Linked DNA regions of Mus musculus: region 2 is linked to region 1. The links are chromatin loops, found by intact Hi-C in ENCODE. Cell type or tissue: gastrocnemius. All regions are shown on one strand.

Region 1 (4,000 bases):
ACTCTTAGGTAACTTACCGTGAGAAAGGCACAGGGCATAGTAGTGTAGAGCTGTGCACAGATTTCTATAGCAGCTTTGTTAACAGTCCAAAAGTGGGAAGCCCACCAATTAAGTCAGTGACCAAGCAAGCAGACATTCCCAAACATGGATTACTGACCAGCAATAAAAGCAGTAAACTATCCCTAAGCTATATACTACACCATGGATCCAGCTCGGAATAATGTCGCTGCGTAAGACAATGCTCCCATACCTTAACCTCAAGAAGAACATGTCTGAGGCACTGACAGGAATTCATGTGTTCTGAAGGACAGCGGGTCCTGGAGATGAGGGGCTTCCCAGTTGACAAATGATAATCTTGTTGATGGGTTCATAGACACATACATATTAGATCATTAAACTCCATGATCTGTGCTGTCTTGGTTAGGATTCTATTGCTGTGAATAGATAATACCATGACCATGGCAACTCTTATAAAGAAAAGCATTTAATTGGAGCTGGCTTATAGTTCAGAGGTTCAGTCTATTATCATCATGGCCAGAAGCAAGGCAGCAAAGGCAGACATGGTACTGGAGAAGTAGCCAAGAGCTCTGCCTCTGGTTCACCAGGCAGTAGAGAAAGAATGAGCCTCTGAGCCTGGCTTGAGCTTATAAAATCCTAAAACTCGCCCTTAGTAACACACCTACTCCAACAAAGCCACGGGTCTTAGTTTTTTTAAATAATGCCACTCCCTGTGAGCCAGTGAAGATCATTTTCATTCAAACTACCACATACGGTAAGTGTAACTTACATGCCAAATCAACCTCAACGGTAAAACCATGTGCACAGTGTGCTCATCTGAGCTATAGCAATTCTTGCTGAATGCAGATTGACTCAGACCCTCTTTGAATAAAGTATTAGACACCTCCCAAAGTGCCATTCAGGAAAAGCAGAGCACACATGCAAGTCACAGCGCTGGCTTCTTCCTTGATTCTTAGTTGACCTATCATGCTCTGGTGGTTTGGCTTAAATATCTTCATTTCCCAAGCAACTTGGCTGTTTTCTAGACTATCAAATGTTAGAGTAAAACCAAGGCTCAGTGGACCCCTTGGTGAAGTGCCCCTGGTGCAGGCCGCTAACTCTGTCCTCCTTGGCTGCAGGTTTCCAGTGTGCACAGTCAGCAGATGGACGACCTCTTCGACATCCTCATAAAGAGTGGAGGTGGGTCAAAGGCTGGACACAAGCCCAAGGGAAGCAGTGTCATACCACAGGCCTAGGACAGCCTTCCTCTAAAGCTGGATGTTGTCTTGGAAACTGAGAAACATCCAGTTCTAACAAACCTGCTCAAGCTAGGCCATCAAACCACATAACAGAGGAAAGAAAGCCCTTTGGCTCCACACTGAAGGATGGCATGATGTTAGATCCCCATAGCTGTCACTTGGAAAAAAGGAAAGATGTCTCACACATTAGAGCTGGGCCAGCAAAGCATGCTCTATGGAGTGAGAACTTTCCAATAACTTAGCCTGAGCTCCCTCTGGTGGTTGTTCTATTAAAATTCAGAGTACGTCATACATCAGGGCTACAGATATTACTCAGTGGGTAAAGGTGCTTGTTGCCAAGCTTAGTGACCTGAGTTTGATACCCAGAATCCACACCATGAAAGAGAACTAACCCCCACAAGTTGTTCTCTGACCTCCACATACATGCTGTGGTAGCATGCACATTCATAAGTAATAAACTGTAGTTAAAAATAAAGTAAGCCAGCTGGGCGTGGTGGCACACGCCTTTAATCCCAGCACTCAGGAGGCAGAGGCAGGCGGATTTCTGAGTTCTAGGCCAGCCTGGTCTACAGAGCAAGTTCCAGGACAGCCAGGGCTATACAGAGAAACCCTGTCTCAAAAAAACAAAAAAAAAAATAAATAAATAAAGTAAGCCATCATTTACAGTATGTTGCCTTTAAACCAGACGTTAGCACGTGCCTCAGCTCACCTGCCTTTACAAGTAAGCAAGGATCAGTTTTTCAGAAACTTCCTGGGATAGTTGCAGCCCAGTGGCAGAGCACTGCAATACAAATGTGAACTACCATCCTGGCATATCACATACACACCTATGTGCACATGCGTACACGTATGTGTGCATGTACAAAGTCGTACGGTGAAAGAAGTCAGGAGTTTGAAGTAGTAATTACTATTTCTCCATCTGTATTGAACACATCTGATAGACGCTGATGCCCTGAGCAGAGTCCATGGCATAGTGAAGGACATTGCCATCTGCATGTGGGCCACATGAATAAGTGAAAGTCTGCTGAGAACTACATTGGTCTTTCAGAATATGTTAAACTGAAAACTTGGGAGTTAAAAAATAAATGTGTATTTAAAAATCAGGCATGCAGTTTTTGCTCAGTCTGATAAAGATAAGGTTTTTTTCCAGTGATTCAGGTTCAATTCCCAGCACCACATGGTGAATCACAACTGTTTGTAACTCCAGTCCTAGGAGGACTCCAACGCCCTCCTGTGGCCTCCATGAGTACTGCACACACATAGCACACAGACACACATGCAGACAAAATACCCAGATACAATAAGCTTTTAAGTTTATGGTTCATTAATTCTTTCACCTACTGTATTCTCAGAAAGATGAGAAAGAATCTAACATGATGGCACACACATTTAATCCCAGGACTCGAGAGGCAGAGATAGGCAGAGCTCTCCAAGTTCCAAGCAGCCTGGTCCACATACTGAGTTCTAAATCAGCCAAGTCTACACAAAACAAGAAGTCATCTCAAAACAACAGTGGAGGAAGTTATTAAAATTCATCTATGTGAGCACTAGTCTGTCCATAACAGAAGGTCTGTTGGTTTGCTGGTTGCCCTATTAAGGAGTCAATATGATCACGTAGGGAGATGACTCTCTCAGTGTGCCATGCAAGCCTGAGGACCTGAACTTGGTTCCCCCCAGAACACAATAACAATGCCTATAATCCTAGTGTTGGGGAGGGGAGGACAAGTGGATCCTTGGGGCTTGCTGCCCAGCCATTGGGGAGATGACCCCATCCCAAACCGTAGGGCTAGTTAGCTCTGAAGAAGACGTTTGCATTTATCTCTGCCTTACACACAGAGAGCCACAAAAAATTAAATAGACTGGGACTGGGAAGATGATTCAACACATAAGAACACGTTCTGCTCTTGCTGAGGGCTAGAATTTGGTTCTTACCACCCATTTTGGATTCACAAATACCTGTAATGCTAGCTCGGGATCAGACACCCTCTGCTGGCCTCCATGGGTTCCTACACACAGGAGCACGTTCACACACTTGTATACATAAGTACAAATTAATGTTTAAGAATAAATTAAATAACTAATTGGTACTTATTAAGCTGTTTACCTAATTGTCCAAAGTTCAGATAACTCAGAACAAGAATTGAGAGCAGTGGCTGACCTGCCTCACCTTTAGGAAGGAGGGCAAAGGAGGTGACTTCAGCCTTGCGTTATTGATAAGGTGTACTGTGTCTGTTTTGTAACTTTCTAGACTGTATTGACAAACTGAAATACCATCCAACTATAATGACTTTTTAAAATTAAATTTAAAAAGAATTAGAGCATGCTCTCTCTGCCTCTAAGATGTAAGAGAGGATGACAGAATAGTCACTAATATAGTTCAATGGCAGCAAATACTTACTAACACCATCAATTCTTCTGCACAGAGATTTCCTTCCCAATAAAAGAAGAGCCTTCTCCAATTTCCAAGATGAAACCAGTGACAGCCAGCATCACCACAATGCCAGTCAATACCGTGGTCTCTCGACCACCGCCCCAGGTCCAAATAGCACCACCTGTATCCTTAGAACCTGTGAACAGTTTATCTGCCAGCTTAGAGAACCAGCTAGAAGCCTTCTTGGATGGCACTTTGCCCTCGGCCACTGACACTGGCCCACTGCAGAACAGCAGTGAAGATAGAGAGTCTTTCTCTCTGATCGAGGATCTGCAGAACGACTTGCTGAGTCATTCCAGCATGCTGTACCAGT
Region 2 (4,000 bases), 260 kb before region 1:
TGTGTGTGTATATTCATGCATGTATGCATGTATACCGTGTGGAGGTCAGAAGACACCTTGCAGGGGGGGTCAATTCTCCTTCCACCAAGTGGGTTCTGGAGCTTGGATTTGGGTAGTCAGGCTTAGTGGCAAGCACCTGGACCACTTAGCCATCTCGCCAGCCCAGTGACCACATTTATATCCTGATCCCTTAACCCAGAGCAGGGAACATTCCATACTGCTTTCAAGCACACCCTCGAGGAGTGACTGCTGTCCCCAGATCAGTCCCCAGATACTGATTGTTGTAAACCCTGACATAAACTTTATTCTTGTATTGACCTTGATTCTCCTTTGAAACTAAAGGTGGATGATGGGGCCTCCCACCTGGACGGGGAGGGGAGGGATCAGAGTTCCGTCGTGCCTGCATTTTCTTTTTCTTTTTCTTAATCACTGACAAAACTCTCCCTCCCTGGGACCTGAAAAATATCTGTCTTTAAATGATTTAATTTGTTTTCCAATGTTGACAGTGCTCTAGCCTTACAGCCGGGTGGGGCAGGCTCAGCCACATGACAGACACTAAAAGGGCTTCTTAATAACAACTCTAGAGGGTGGGGAAGGAGGCCAGCGGTCTGCTGCGCTCCTCCCGCCAGTCCTACTGGTTGTTTCTTTCTAATGTATCTCTTGCATTCGCCTTACCCTCCAGTCATGTATCAGAGACAATCCTCCTGCCTCAGCCTCTTGAGTCCTGGATTACAGGTGTGCACCCCTATTGCCAGCATGTAGATTGTCTTAGAGATTAGATTTTTCAAAAGATTAATCTAGAACGTTGAGATTACTCAAATAGTGCTTATGGTATTTGTTCCCCAGAGAAAAAGCTAGCATGGTTGTCCCCGAAGAACGGGAAGGCAGAGATGAGACCAACCTGGACCTAGCAAGAGGCTCAGCAGCCCTGGATGCTCCCACGGACACTCGGAAAGCCGGTAAGCCCTATCCTGAACCATGTCTGCCTTCTGAGGAACCAGAGCCACAAAGCTGAGCTTTTTACATAAACTCTTTTTTTGTTTGTTTGTTTTTTTTGTTTTCTTGTTTTTCGAGACAGGGTTTTTCTGTATAGCCCTGGCTATCCGGGAACTCACTATGTAGACCAGGCTGTCCTCGAACTCAGAAATCCACCTGCCTCTGCCTCCCAAGTGCTGGGATTAAAGGTGTGCGCCACCACGCCCAGCTACATAAACTCTTAAAACCATGAATCAGGCAAGGGAGATTGCAAGGCTATTCTTGCAGAGAACTTGAGTTTTCAGTTCAGCACCTACGTCAGGCAGCTCATAACTACCTGTGACTTTAGCACCATCCTGTGGCCTCTCCAGGGACATGCACTCCTGTGCTGCATAGAAACCCACGCAGGTACACACACACACATACACATAATTAAAATAATAAATGATTTTTTTTAATGAAAAGAAAATGATTTGGGGAGACAGCAGATGAACTCTACCAGTGAAGCCTTCAGGATGCTGCGTGGGCTCTGTGCCCAAGGAAGCCAGTTGGCTCACACAATAGCTGAAGGACAATTTCCCCAAGTCCCTCTACCTGTAGTCTCAGGGTCGCACATTACTAGGACTCCTTAATTAAGGATGCACCCTCCCAGCTCCAGAGCATTTTCTGCTTCTTGGTATCTCTCCAGTTCCGGGTGTTTGGCATGCCACCAAGGTCTGCTGGACTCCCAAGTGCAGCATCCTTAGTCACAAGGACTTCTACCTCCATGCAGGCTGCCATCAGCCAAGCAGCCTGAGAGAAGCAGTAGGGTTAAAGATGATTTAACGTCTGCTGACATTGGGTCCATTCAGACCACTGGGCCGATGAGTTCAAGCTTCCATGTTCTGCCTGCCACAGGTTCAGAAACAACAGAACTAGCTGCTCATGCACTGAAACCCTGAGACTAAGGACTGACGGGCGGGCTGACTGAATGACTGATGGGCGGGCTGACTGAATGACTTCCTTCCTTCCTCCCTTCCTTCCTTCCTTCCTTCCTTCCTTCCTTCCTTCCTTCCTCCCTTCCTCCCTTCCTCCCTTCCTCCCTTCCCTCCTTCCTCCCTTCCCTCCTTCCCTCCTTTTTTGCTTCCTTCCTTCCCTCCTTCCTTCCTTCCTTCCTTCCCTCCCTACCTCCTTCCTTCCTTCCTTCCTTCCCTTCCCTCCCCTCCCCTCCCCTCCCCACCCCTCCCCTCCCCTCCCTCCTTCCCTCCCTCCTTCCTTCCCTCCCCTCCCCTCCCCTCCCCTCCCCTCCCCTCCTTCCCCTCCTTCCCTTCTTTTATCGGTATTTGTCAGGGACTGGAGAAATGGCTCAGAGATTAGACTCACTTGCATGAAGGCCTGAAAATCTGAGTTCCGTGGCCCATCCCTCTAGGTAGCAAGAGAAAAGCCACCCTGAGAAATGTTCTCTGATCTCCACCCATGTGCTGTGACGTGTGGCTTGAGCTGCTCATTGCAGCCATGACTGTGCTGGCCTCTAACGTAGATATTCTGCTTCTGTGCCTGGGAACTGGGGTCACATCCCAAAGGCATGTGGTAGAGAAGGTCCTCGGGCCACATGCTCTAGGGAGCACTACGTCAGACGTGCTCTGGGGAGCACTACTTCAGAATATCTGGATCCTTTTTGAAGCAGATACTTAACTCTGCCTTGCCTGGTAAGCTTTTGGGAAGAACTGTAGCCTGTAAGGCAGGATGAAGGAGGTGAGGTCATGCTGTAGGTACCACACACAAAGCTAGAGCTCTGCCCTTGGGAAGCCTGAGTTTCCTGTTGTACTGTAAAGCATTGCACGAACTTGGTGGCTTGAGAAGCACACACTGACCTCACAAGTCTGCAGGCTAAACAGAATCCCATTGGCCGTCACTCACTAGCTTCAGGGCTGTTTTCTTCCTGGCAGGTCTGTAGACGAGTCATCTGATTTTTCCAGTGCCTAGAGTCTACCTGCATTCCTGGCTTGAGGCCCTTCCTCTACCTCACATCCATGCTGGTGTCTTCTCTGACCCTGCTGCCTCTCCCTTTTCAGGTCACTTTGTCAGTTCTCTGTGGCTCGTGAAACAACTTAAGGCAGGGGGTAATTGGACCTATCTCAAAAGGTCTCAGTCCATACCCAGCCAGCCTCGTTGCTCCCAGGCCTGTGATGGGTCAGAACACTGTAGGGGAAGGTTGTGGGCATGAAAGCGGTTGATTTGTGGCAGCAAACAGACAAACGTCAGGGTACGTGCAGGACACCTCTCGGTGGCCTGCCCCAGTGATCTGCCTCCTCTGATGGCCCTACCTCCCAGCAGTCCATTCAGCTGTGACTTATGTCACTACCTTCCTCTGGCCTCCACATATGGGCTCAACGTAGCTACACACATACACACATGCCACACACACAAACTCACTTACACATGCTCACATATATACACACAGGTAACACACATACCCAAATGAGGTTGTTCTTAAAGCAACAGCATTAACATCCCTGGAGTTTGTTGAAAATGCAGTTTTTTGAGCCTTTGATCCCACATCTGCCGTGTTCAGAATCTGCTTGCTAGCATAGCCCCAGGTGTGCACACCAGTGTGTAAGAAGCTGCTCTCAGTGTCTTCCCTTTCCCATCTCTAGACCCAAAAGTTAACGGCAGCAGCTCAGAAGGCAGTCTTCTTGGCCCTTATTGCACATAGGGCCTTATTGCATATAAGGCCCAGCACATACATACATAGTCTCCATAAGGGGGCAGAGAGGAACCAGAGAGAAGGTGTTTGTGTGCCATTAAAAGTCATAAACTATAAGCAGTTAACTTTCCTATTGACTCCATTTAATTTGGGGGAAACTACCTCTGCTTTCTCTATAAATTCTATTTTTAGAATGATAGAAAGTGTTATAGCTATTCATCCGAGTTTAACAACAGAAACATTTAAACCTATACAAAGTCGTCTCTAAGTACTCTTCCCTGTGACCCGACCTAAATTCCCCTTTTCGTAGGTGGCCAGGAGCAGAATGGCACCCAGTCC

What was found. A loop is a pair of places that touch in the nucleus more often than their neighbours do. Peaks named below come from ENCODE experiments on the same cell type or tissue, not always from the same donor. Only the 100,000 strongest peaks of a DNase experiment are listed, where the experiment ranks them.
Region 2: it touches region 1 in a loop (2.3-fold over the local background); 12 of 42 quality-filtered maps call a loop at or near these places.

Annotation. Positions count from the first base shown.
Region 1 is chr16:13,408,481-13,412,480 of GRCm38, forward strand. Mrtfb (myocardin related transcription factor B) reads left to right here. Exons shown (of 17, transcript NM_001122667.2): 16 at 1,137-1,197; 17 at 3,680-4,000. All of the region lies in intron 1 of Gm15738 (a long non-coding RNA gene), which reads right to left. Among named protein-coding and RNA genes, the nearest start is that of Gm15738, 12 kb to the right of the region's middle. In gastrocnemius, CTCF peaks have their summits at 1,510 (motif pointing left), 2,504 (motif pointing left) and 3,257 (motif pointing left); a DNase peak (open chromatin) is centred at 1,487; H3K27ac peaks cover 251 bases.
Region 2 is chr16:13,143,555-13,147,554 of GRCm38, forward strand. Ercc4 (excision repair cross-complementing rodent repair deficiency, complementation group 4) reads left to right here. Exons shown (of 11, transcript NM_015769.2): 10 at 847-959; 11 at 3,972-4,000. Among named protein-coding and RNA genes, the nearest start is that of Gm32596, 14 kb to the right of the region's middle. In gastrocnemius, no CTCF peak of the experiment used is centred here; a DNase peak (open chromatin) is centred at 1,650.